2 separate regions of the Homo sapiens genome follow, and region 2 is linked to region 1. The links are chromatin contacts, found by Hi-C or POLR2A ChIA-PET in ENCODE. All regions are on one chromosome and are shown on one strand. The core of a region is the stretch at or near the end of the contact, and the rest is flanking DNA. Distances in the headings are between cores, read along the strand shown. Region 1 holds the start of SMPDL3A (sphingomyelin phosphodiesterase acid like 3A). Region 2 has its middle 95 kb from the start of CLVS2.

The links. A loop is a pair of places that touch in the nucleus more often than their neighbours do. ChIA-PET counts read pairs that join two places held with the same protein, here RNA polymerase II (POLR2A). Pooled maps may share reads with other maps.
Region 2: a map of gastrocnemius medialis shows a loop between it and region 1 (2.3-fold over the local background). The contact joins the enhancer-like site here to the promoter of SMPDL3A in region 1. A Hi-C loop is called at or near these places in 1 of 168 maps with a recorded cell type or tissue (gastrocnemius medialis) and 1 of 50 pooled maps. POLR2A ChIA-PET finds 5 or more read pairs at or near these places in 1 of 52 experiments (MCF 10A).

What each region holds. Positions count from the first base shown.
Region 1 is chr6:122,787,087-122,792,089 of GRCh38, reverse strand. It overlaps SMPDL3A (sphingomyelin phosphodiesterase acid like 3A), which reads right to left and starts at 2,832. Exons shown (of 8, transcript NM_006714.5): 1 at 2,632-2,832. The coding sequence starts at 2,743. RefSeq lists a cis regulatory region at 832, enhancers at 748-917, 2,021-2,520, 2,521-3,022 and silencers at 1,112-1,406, 2,512-2,806.
Region 2 is chr6:123,088,501-123,093,503 of GRCh38, reverse strand. No RefSeq gene overlaps it. Among named protein-coding and RNA genes, the nearest start is that of CLVS2, 95 kb to the right of the region's middle. Within about 2 kb of position 2,128, at least 10 of the 41 ENCODE cell types and tissues checked have a DNase peak (open chromatin) inside an H3K27ac peak, as active enhancers do; they include gastrocnemius medialis, where a contact is called at or near this core.

The sequences.
Region 1 (5,003 bases), core at 1,583-4,082:
CCCACACTCCAATCCATGTTTCCTAGTTCAAAGTCCAAAGTTCTGTTTACTACAGCACGTTTTCCTGTTCTGCAGACTATCTTTAAAAAGATTTCCAAGTCGGGCGCGGTGGCTCATGCCTGTAATCCCAGCACTTTGGGAGGCTGAGATGGGCAGATCACGAGGTCAGGAAATTGAGACCATCCTGGCTAACACGGTGAAACCCCGTCTCTACTAAAAGTACAAAAAATTAGCCAGGCATGGTGGCGGGCGCCTGTAGTCCCAGCTACTCGGGAGGCTGAGGCAGGAGAATGGCGTGAACCCGGGAGGCGGAGTTTGCAGTGAGCCGAGATTGCGCCACTGCAGTCCAGCCTGGGTGACAGGGCGAGACTGTCTCAAAATAAAAAATAAAATAAAATAATAAAATAAATTTTTAAAAAGACTTCCAAAAATATGTGTGTGTGTTCAGCAAATCTAGAAAAACTCTCAAAATTATACCAGAAAATCTTTTAATCCAAAATATTTTATAACTTCTCAAGAATCCAATGAACCATAGTTCAGACATAATTCAGCTCGCCTTATGCCTTATTTGAACATAGTTTGAACACTCAGCAGTATATGAATGGTTGAAGTATGGCTGCTGGGATTGGCCAAACTTAGCTATTGTTACCAGTGCATACTCTTAAGTTAGGTTTTCAGTCTCATCTGACTATTAAGCTAGGTTACAGTTCATTCACAAGGATTCAAATATAGAAGTAAGGAGTCCTTCTCAGGCCGTATTTAGTTTGCTTTAACAGTACCAATACACAAGCCAGTCCCAGCCTACTCAATCTAAAGAACTGTAGCCAAAAACACACAGGTGAAGCTTCCTAGAACTTCTGTCGTCCGACCACCAGGACTTGACAGGGCAGAAAACTAAGACTGGGAATTTAAACGCAAAAACACAAAACAAGAAAGCAGTAGCCAGGCAGGGTGGATGCTGAAAGGAAGTCCAAGCATGTGGGGCTGAGAGGAGGCAGGAGAGTTGTCACATCAAGTGGAAAATACGCAAAATATTACAAACAAGGAGAATTGTGAAACTGCTGAGTGAACACTTCAGACCTTTGAACTCCAGTAACACTTCAGACTTTCGAACTCCAGTGACTCCAGTAACACTTCAGACCACTGAACTCCAGTAACCCCTCTTCCTTCCCCTTTAGTAGGAGGGGATTCAACCTTGCAGTTTCCCAAACAGGAGGTGTGAAGACTCACAGAGTCCCCAGAAAGCGCTCATTCAGGCCTCTTTAAAACACAGGTGAATTTGCCATTGTGTGGCCTCAAGCAACGTGAGACATTTTATTTCAAAACCCTAACCGGTCACATAATTAAAGGAACACAAGCTAAGCCGTAATAAAAGCAGAAACCAGTATACATAAACATTTTGGGGAAATTTCTTGTAATGACTGACATTTGCCACAGTTCGGAAACCAGATTTACAGTTTTTGCTTCAGACCTGACAGCTGAGTCGTGAGGACTTGGCCTTCAAAGAGAAGATATTTGCCCTAGAGCGCTCCCAAGTCCTGAGAAAGCACAGAGGGAGCGAAAGAGGTTTCAGCACTAGGTGCTGCTACCGAGTCTCAGGGACAACTCTCCCCTAAAAGAAAACAGAACCCCACTTCTCTAATTTTGTTTTTCCTCTTAACAGTGCAATTATTTTTAAAGGGAGTTGAGGAGGTGAGGGCACCTTGATTTTTGGAACTGGAGGCTCGGATGGCATTGTACAATCTCCCACCAAAATGTATCTATTCTGGACCAGTGAGTCTCAAACTTAGCCGAAAGGAATCATGCGGAGGGTGGGTTAAACAGCATACTGTGGAAGCCCAACGCCGGCGTTTCAGATTCAGTAGGTCTGGGATGGGCTGGAAATTTGCAATGCTAACAATTTTAAGTGCGGCGGCTGCTGCCACCGGTCCAGGGCACACTTAAGAGAATCACTACTGTAACGGGCACTGTGTTAAGTGCTGGGAGTGAATAAAATGGGTCCCGCCCGCAGGAAACCTAGTGGACATCCAGGTGAAATGAAGTCCCCGTGAGTTCCACGGTAGACTAAGGGGTGAGTCTACCCGAGGGTGCTTTCGCGCTCTGGCTGGGTGAGTGGCAGAAAAAGCCACTGATCTCGGTCGAGCAAGACAGAAGATAGTGTGAGTCACGCTGAAATTTACTTCCCTGAGCTGGTGGGGAAACTGCAGTCCCCCTCCATTCAGGACCGATTAGGGGCCTCTTGCTGTGCTGGACATCGGACTCCCAGCTTCCTCTTCCCTTGAGTCCCGCAGCTTTTCCTTCCTTCCCCAAGGAACAAAACAACTGAGATGCAGGATGTAAACAAAAGCCAGGCTGGCGAAATCCGGCCGACGCGCCCTTGGAGCGCCCCCACCGGCGAGGGCATTTCCCCCGCCCAGCCCCGGCCTCCCGGCTGGACGCCCTAACGCTGTAGTCCCTTGGTCGCCCTCCCCGCGCCCACCAGCCGTGGTCAACGCCGGACGCGTCAGGGGCCCCGCTAGCCCGAGCCTCTGCCGGGGGCAGCTGCCCCCACGCACTTTCTCCTGCTGTGCGCAGGCGCCGCCGCTCCGCGCTCTTTGCCGGCTGGGAAGAGAAGGGTCGCGGACAACTCACCTATCGCCGGAGGAGGATTCCTGCCGCCTGCGGGCGCCACGGGCAGCCCGAGGCCGGAGCGGCAGTGCCAGGCAGTCAGCAGGCAGCAGACGAGTGCGCGCACCAGCGCCATGGAGGGCCGCGGGGCTGACCTGGAGGTTCGGGCTGTCCCGCAGCTCCACTCGGACCGTCAGGCCTGAGGGTGAGGCGGAGACAGAAGACGGCTGCGGGTGTAGACGTCCGACTGATCACGTGCAAAGGCAGATTCCGCAGCGAGTCAGTTCGCCTGACCTTCAGCTGCTGTTTAGCGATGATCTGTTCTCGTATTTCTTAGCGTCAGTGTTTGGCCTAGGAAGGAATGTACTTGTAGAAGCTCAAATTCCGACTCGTGTATCAGTGGTGCAGTTGATGTCAAACACTGACATACTGGTGCTTGGGGATAGAGAAAGACATTCAATTTAGTAAAAGCCAGAAGGAGGGAGAACAAGATCTCTCAAATCCGTGTGTAAAAAGGAAAAAGCAGGGAGTTTTTATTCTGCTAGAGAATAAGAGAGGGGGATTTTCAAAGAATCCAGGGGAAAAGTCTGTTTCTTCAGTCTCAGATAACACCTTTGAGCAATTAGACGTCCAGGCATCCGCAGCTGGTTGCAAAGCCCTTGGAGGTATTCATCCCTTCTGCAAACATTTTTGTGACCCTGAAGTTAACCTCTTTGTTCTTGACGAGGAAGCAGTACCTCAGCAGTTTATAATTATATTGTGGAAACAAGGAGAATATTGGGCAAAAAGCGAGTGGTTAAAATGTGCAAGCAAGCAGGAGCCTGATCAGAATTTTCATTATTTCAGTCACTAAAAAATGCTGGGGTGCTGAAATCTCAACGATCCCGGTTCCATTCTTGGGCCAACCTACCCCAGCTTTAATGGGTAGGGCTCCTCAGTAGAGGTGATGCAGAGAGCCCTGAAGTATCATGATTTGAAGGAAATCAGCAAAAGTTATGGATACTGCAGTGGATCTCGAATTGAAGTCTCTGAACTGGGAACATTAGCACCACCTGGGAACTCTAGTTAGAAATGCAAATTCCCAGGCACCACCCTAGACCTGTTGAGTCAGAAACCTGCTGGAGCCCAGCAGTTTGTGTTTTCACAAGCATTTCAGGTCATGTTAAAGTGATTGTGATGTTTGAAAACCAATGCTCAAAGATACGACGTTTTGTTTTTTGTTTTTTTTAAACTGCCGGGAAGAGAAGGGTCTTAGAATTAGAACATGTTCTGAAATCATGCTTTATGCATTCCAGAGATGCATGGAAATCATAAGTAGAGGTGGTTGATTTGATGCTTCCACGGAACTTTTTTGAATATACTTCTGGCAAAGAAGTAAGTCTATACAAAGAAGTAAGCAAAGATAAGTCTGGCAAAGAAGTAAGTCTATACAAAGAAGTAAGCAAAGATAAGTCTGGCAAAGAAGCCAGAATCCCGAAACTGTGCTGGATCCTGTATTCTGTGTTCCTTCTCTCACCGTTTATGAGGATGCTGATCTCTTGGAGATGACAAGCTAATAATTTAAATTTATAGGGCGTGGAATTCCTTTGCAGAAGAAAATGCTTTCCATAATTACTAACCTCAAAAAAGATGTTGTAGAGTGTATTTCTTTCCCAGCATAGAAAGCTTTGTTTTGTATCCCATGTAATTTAATGGGAGTGTGTGTCATGAAACGGGCTTTGAAGTGGGAAGCAAGGTGCTTCCATTTTCTGTTTTGTAAACCAAAAATAAAATTTGAAGGCCCCCCACAACCATCTGAATGGACGACCATCTGTATGGACTCTTTCCCCAGTCAGGGCACTCTAAAATTTAACCTGAAAGACTGGTTCAGGCCATGAAAAAGGGGATGGGGGGGTTGGACATGCGTAATTAACATCAACATAGACCATAAGTCTGATAAGAAACATTTAAGATCTGTTTTCTCTAAAGCCTGCTACGTGGAGGCTTCGTCTGTGTGACAAAATCTGGGTCTAACAACCCCTTATCATAACCCAGACATCCTTTCTATTGATAATAACTTTTTCAATCAACCAATTGCCAATCAGGACATGTTTAAATCTTCCTGTGATCTGGAAACACCCACCCCCCGCCCAGCTTCAAGTTGTCCTGCCCGTCTAGATCGAACCAATGTAAAAATCTTACATGTATTGATTGCTGTATCATGTCTCCCTAAAATGTATAAAAGCAAGCTGTATCCTGACCACCTTGGGCACATGTCAAGACCTCCTGAGGCTGTGTCACTGGCCCATCCTTAACCTTGGCAAAATAAACTTCCTAAATTGATTGAGACCTGTCTCAGGTACTTTTGTGTTACAGTTTCAAGTCCTGCCAGGGCAGCCGAAGTCCTGCTTCAGCTT
Region 2 (5,003 bases), core at 879-3,378, 300 kb before region 1:
GCAGGATCCTTCTTATGAGTGTCATTTTGTGCTTTGAAAGAATCTTGATGTTACTATCATTAAGGCCAGAAAGAGTACCAACTCTGACTCCTTGTGTCTAGATTTGCCAGCCTCAAGAGGCAAAGGACAGAACAATGACCTTTCAATGCTCATTTTCATTCCTGAAGATAAAATTACTCTCCTGATTTTCCATTCTCCCATGTTCTGTCTTCTACTTTGATGGCGCTGCCTGATAAATGCACTTCTGATTAAAATATGGCCTTATGAAAAGCAGGTTTTACATACAAGAAAAATGCAGAATAATTTAATAAAAGATAAATAAATGGATAGAGGTGGTTTATCTATATCTGAACTCAGATCCTGTCAGATTCTTTTTTAAAGGCCTCTGCTGGTATTCCACCTTCTAGAGCAAAAAAGGCAACAATGTTACTCCCCACCTCCCCACTCCCACTTACAACCTGCCCCACTTACCCCGCAACCTACTTGCAATGTGCCTTTCTAGTTTTGCCTCCACACTGTCCTCACAAAACCTCACTCTACAGCCATGCCTGATGTGTCACCATTCCTAAACTATACCACAAACAGGCCCTCTGCTATGATTTTGCCCATATTCTTCCCCAGGCTTAGAATGCATTACTTCACTAGTCTACCTGAAAAATGATTTTCTCAGGCTTTAAAATCTATCACAGTATCATCTCTGTTCTGGTCCATTTTGTGTTGCTGTAAAGGAATACCTGAGACTGAGTAATTTATAAGGAAAACAGGTTTATTCGGCTCACGGTTCTGCAGGCTGCACAGGCTGTACACTGCAATCTGCTCAGCTTCTGGTGAAGCTTTAGGAAGCTTTTGGTCAAATCAGAAGGGAAGGGAAGGAAGTGTGTTAGATGGTCAGAGAGGGAGCAAGAGAGAGTGGGGAGGTACTGGGTCTTTAAACAACCAGCTTTCAAGTGAACTCATTGCCACGGAGAGGGCACCAAGACATTTAAGAGCCATCTGCCCCAGTGATCCAAATACCTCCCAGCAGCCCCCTCCACCAACATTTAGGATCACACATCAACTTGAGATTTGGAGGGGACACACATTTAGACCTTATCAAGCTCCTAGCTTCAGCTTTCTGTAATTCTATTTTCATTCCTAACTCTACTTTCAGTCAGGAAAAAATTATTCTTTCATTATTCTTTTCATCATACTTTCTAATTCTACTATTTCTCATGCCACATTACACTGACAGGTGTTTGTGCTTCTGTCTCCCTTATTGGGTTGTAAGGCCCTCACAAGTAAAAGCTCCTTCTTATTCATACTCCTATCCCAGCAACCAGATGGAGACCACCAAATATTACATGCCCAATATATGTTTGTTCAGTGCTGGATTGACTTGAAATTAATCTTGTCACAAGAGAAGCAGTGAATTGGGCTCCCCATGCCCATTGGTTTTATTTGTTTACATATACTACAGAGCAATCAATCAACATTGATTTATAATTCTCCCCTGGGAATTATAAAGTGATTTTTGAAAGTATGGGGTAGTGTGGGGTGATGGTGGTGAACTTGGGTTGTACTTGTAAACAAGAGCCTGTAAGAAAACCTGATGCCTTAATAACTGAGGTGTGGTATTTTCCTTGCATCTATCTGGTGGCTATGTGCCTAATTTCTTTCTAAACATAGATCCTGAGTCTAACAGTGCCATCTATATTTCAAATCCTGAGTCTGTGGTGTTTTTTTCCCCCTCAGGTTTGGGAATACATTGGCGACTATGTCAATGAAGTCAGTGAGCATTGCTCATATTCTTAATGTGAGCCCTGAATATGACACCAGACCTGTGTCACTATGAGAACTAAAAGGAAAGTAAGACTAAAGACTCACTACAATAAACTGCCAGAATTTCCCCTTATCTGCATTTCACTGAAATGAAAAACTGTGCCCCTAGCAAAAATCCATTTCCAGCATGGCAAAGGCATAGGCTCAGCAGCTTCTCTCTATAATACTTTAGTAATGAAGCCCTTCTAGCTGGGAATCACATCCTGTCTGTCTGACTTTCACTTAGGAAAACATGTTTATCAACTCAAAGATGAATCATTGTGGCATTTATGTGAAATGGACAAGCCAGGGCTACATAGTTATTTTCCACTGCTATGGCAGCCTTTCTCTTCTATTTACAGCTGAATCTCAGCCCACTCCTGCTGAATAGAAAGTCTGGGCTCCTTCCAGACCTCCCAAATCTGATTATGGAGTCCTCCAAGGATATATCTGATTGGTATACACTACCTTGAGGGCCAGCTCCAGCTCAGGGAGAGTCTTGCTTCTCTGGTCTAATTTGTGTGTCATGGAGATGTCAGCCACACTGAGTCATGAGCAAACATGAGTTGAAGTACAAGGTGTCCTGAAACTACGCAGGGCAAAGCAGAGTCAGACTTCAGCTTTGCTGTCTTCTGACTCCTGATAATATACAAGAGATTTCAATTATAATGCTTCACGTTGACTTCTGTAATTTCTTAAAAGAAATATCTGTCTTTTGTGGAGCAGTATGTTGCAGTGGTTAAAGATGCTGCTGTGATCTGAATGTTTATGTGTCCTCAAAATTTGTATGTTCAAATCCTCACCCCTAAGATGATGGTATTAGAAACTGGGGTCTTTGGGAGGTTATTAAGTCATGTGGGCAGAGAACTCATGAATGGGATTAGGGCCTTTATAGAAGAGGCCTTAGAGAGACTCCTCTATGGATTGCCATGTAAAGTTAGAGTGAGAGGAGCTGTCTATGAGAAAGCTTGCCATCATCAGTGACTGAATATGCTGGTGCCTTGATTTTGGAATTCTCAACCTCCAGAACTGTGAGAAATAAATTGCTGTTGTTTATAAGACACCCCATCTGTTGTATTTTGTTATGGCATTCCAAATGGACTAAGACAAAGTCCTAGGTTTATCAATCAGAAAGAATTGGATTCAGATCCTGGCACTGTCCTTGAGCAGATTAATTGATGTCACTAAATGGCAGTTTTCTCATCTGAGAATTTTGGCTAATCTTAGTATCCACTCTATAGGGTGGTTTTAAAGATTAAATTGAATAAAATATATAAAAGGCAGAGCATAGACCCAAGTGTAATATAAGGGCTCAAAAACTGGTAGATATCATTATGAGTGTTATATTAAATGTCTTATTTCCATAGTAATCCAATGTTCTTTTAGCTGTCACTATCTTCATTCATTCTTCTTGTTTAGTCATTCCCTTAAGTTTAACTGTCTTCAGCAGGCCCCTTTATCTCAAATCTTCTCTTTCTGTTTGAAACAATCCATTTATCCAAAAGGAATAAAGAAAAAATTTTCTCATGTCTGAGAAGAAGCAGTAATGGGTAACAGTAACATTATTTTTTAAAACTCAAAAACTAGGCCGGGCACGGTGGCTCACGCCTGTAATCCCAGCACTTTGGGAGGCCGAGGTGGATGGATCACAAGTCAGGAGATCGAGACCATCCTGGCTAACACAGTGAAACCCTGTCTCTATTAAAAACACAAAAAAAATAAGCCAGGCGTGGTGGCGGGTGCCTGTAGTCCCAGCTACTCGGGAGGCTGAGGTAGGAGAATGGTGTGAACTGAACCCGGGAGGCGGAACTTGCAGTGAGCTGAGATTGCGCCACTGCACTCCAGCCTGGGTGACAGGGTGAAAGTCTATCTAAAAAAAAAAAAAAAAAAAAAAAACACACTCAAAGACTAACATATCATTAAAATGGAACCCAAAGCCCATTTAAGACCTGGTTGTGCTGTTTGTTTCTGTTTATTTGTTTGTTTGTTTTTTCCTACAGTTTCTAATTATTAACAACAGAAATGGACTTAAATTAGGCAGCTGGGCACTAAACCTTGGAGTAATTACTAATATGCCAGAATTTATAGGGTATTGTGTGAGAAGTAATATAAACAAAGTATAAAACTCAAAACAAAGAAAGCTATTTGTAACAATAGCTAAAAAAAAATCTATTTCTTCTTGCAGACATGACTTATACTTGGGTATTCAGCCATGCTGACAATCACCTGATGTTAGAATAAGGCCATGGGCCACCTGATGCTGCTAGGAAATGTTTATATTAGGAAATCTGATACTGCCAGCAACTTTGCTGAAAAGGCCATTTGGTATTCTTTTAATATCTTCAGTTTCATAGACTAATTAACCTGTCTACTTCTGGTCTTTCATCTATTTCTGGGCTTTCAATCTCATATCTTTTCATGCTGTAATCGCTGTATTTATTTGCTAGGGCTTCCAAATCATAAAATTTCATGCCACAAAATTCCATCCCACAAAATACCACAACCTCATTGACTTAAACAACAAAAATGCATTTTTTTCACAGCTCTAAGGCCTGGAAGTCTAAGATCAAGGTGTTGGGAGGTTTGGTTGCTCCTGAGCTCTCTCTCTTGTGACAGTCTCTTTCCTGCTGTGACTTTTTCCTCTGCATATGCACACCTCTCATGTCCCTTATAAGAAGAACTTATAAGGACAGCAGTCATATCAGATCAGGGCCCCAACCTTATGACCTCATTTAACCTTAATTACCTTTTTAGAGGCCCTATTTCCAACCACAGTCATATTGGGGGTTATGGAACACAATTCAGTCCATAAAAAGTCTTGCAGACTAGTCATTTAATGAGGATCAATCTCTCTGACTCTCTTTAATGGAACTGAGATAGCTAAACACTACCCTATAAGCAGCTTGCACAGAGAACAATGTTCACCTTAAATGGCACCTGGACCTAATTTAACCACATTTTACAGGGCCTGGAAAACATGGACACATGTGGGCCTTTTCAGCAGATTAACAGAATGGCACTTCATCAAAATTATTTAATTGTCAGGACAATATTTATATAGTGGTGGAGTAAGCCAAAATCATGACATTCCTTTTTATAGTGAAATATTTCAAACATACAAGAAATTTTAAAGAATAATAAAATAAAGACTCACATACCCCACCATGCTTCTTGATCAAAACTTAAAAGAAATTAAGATAATTCTT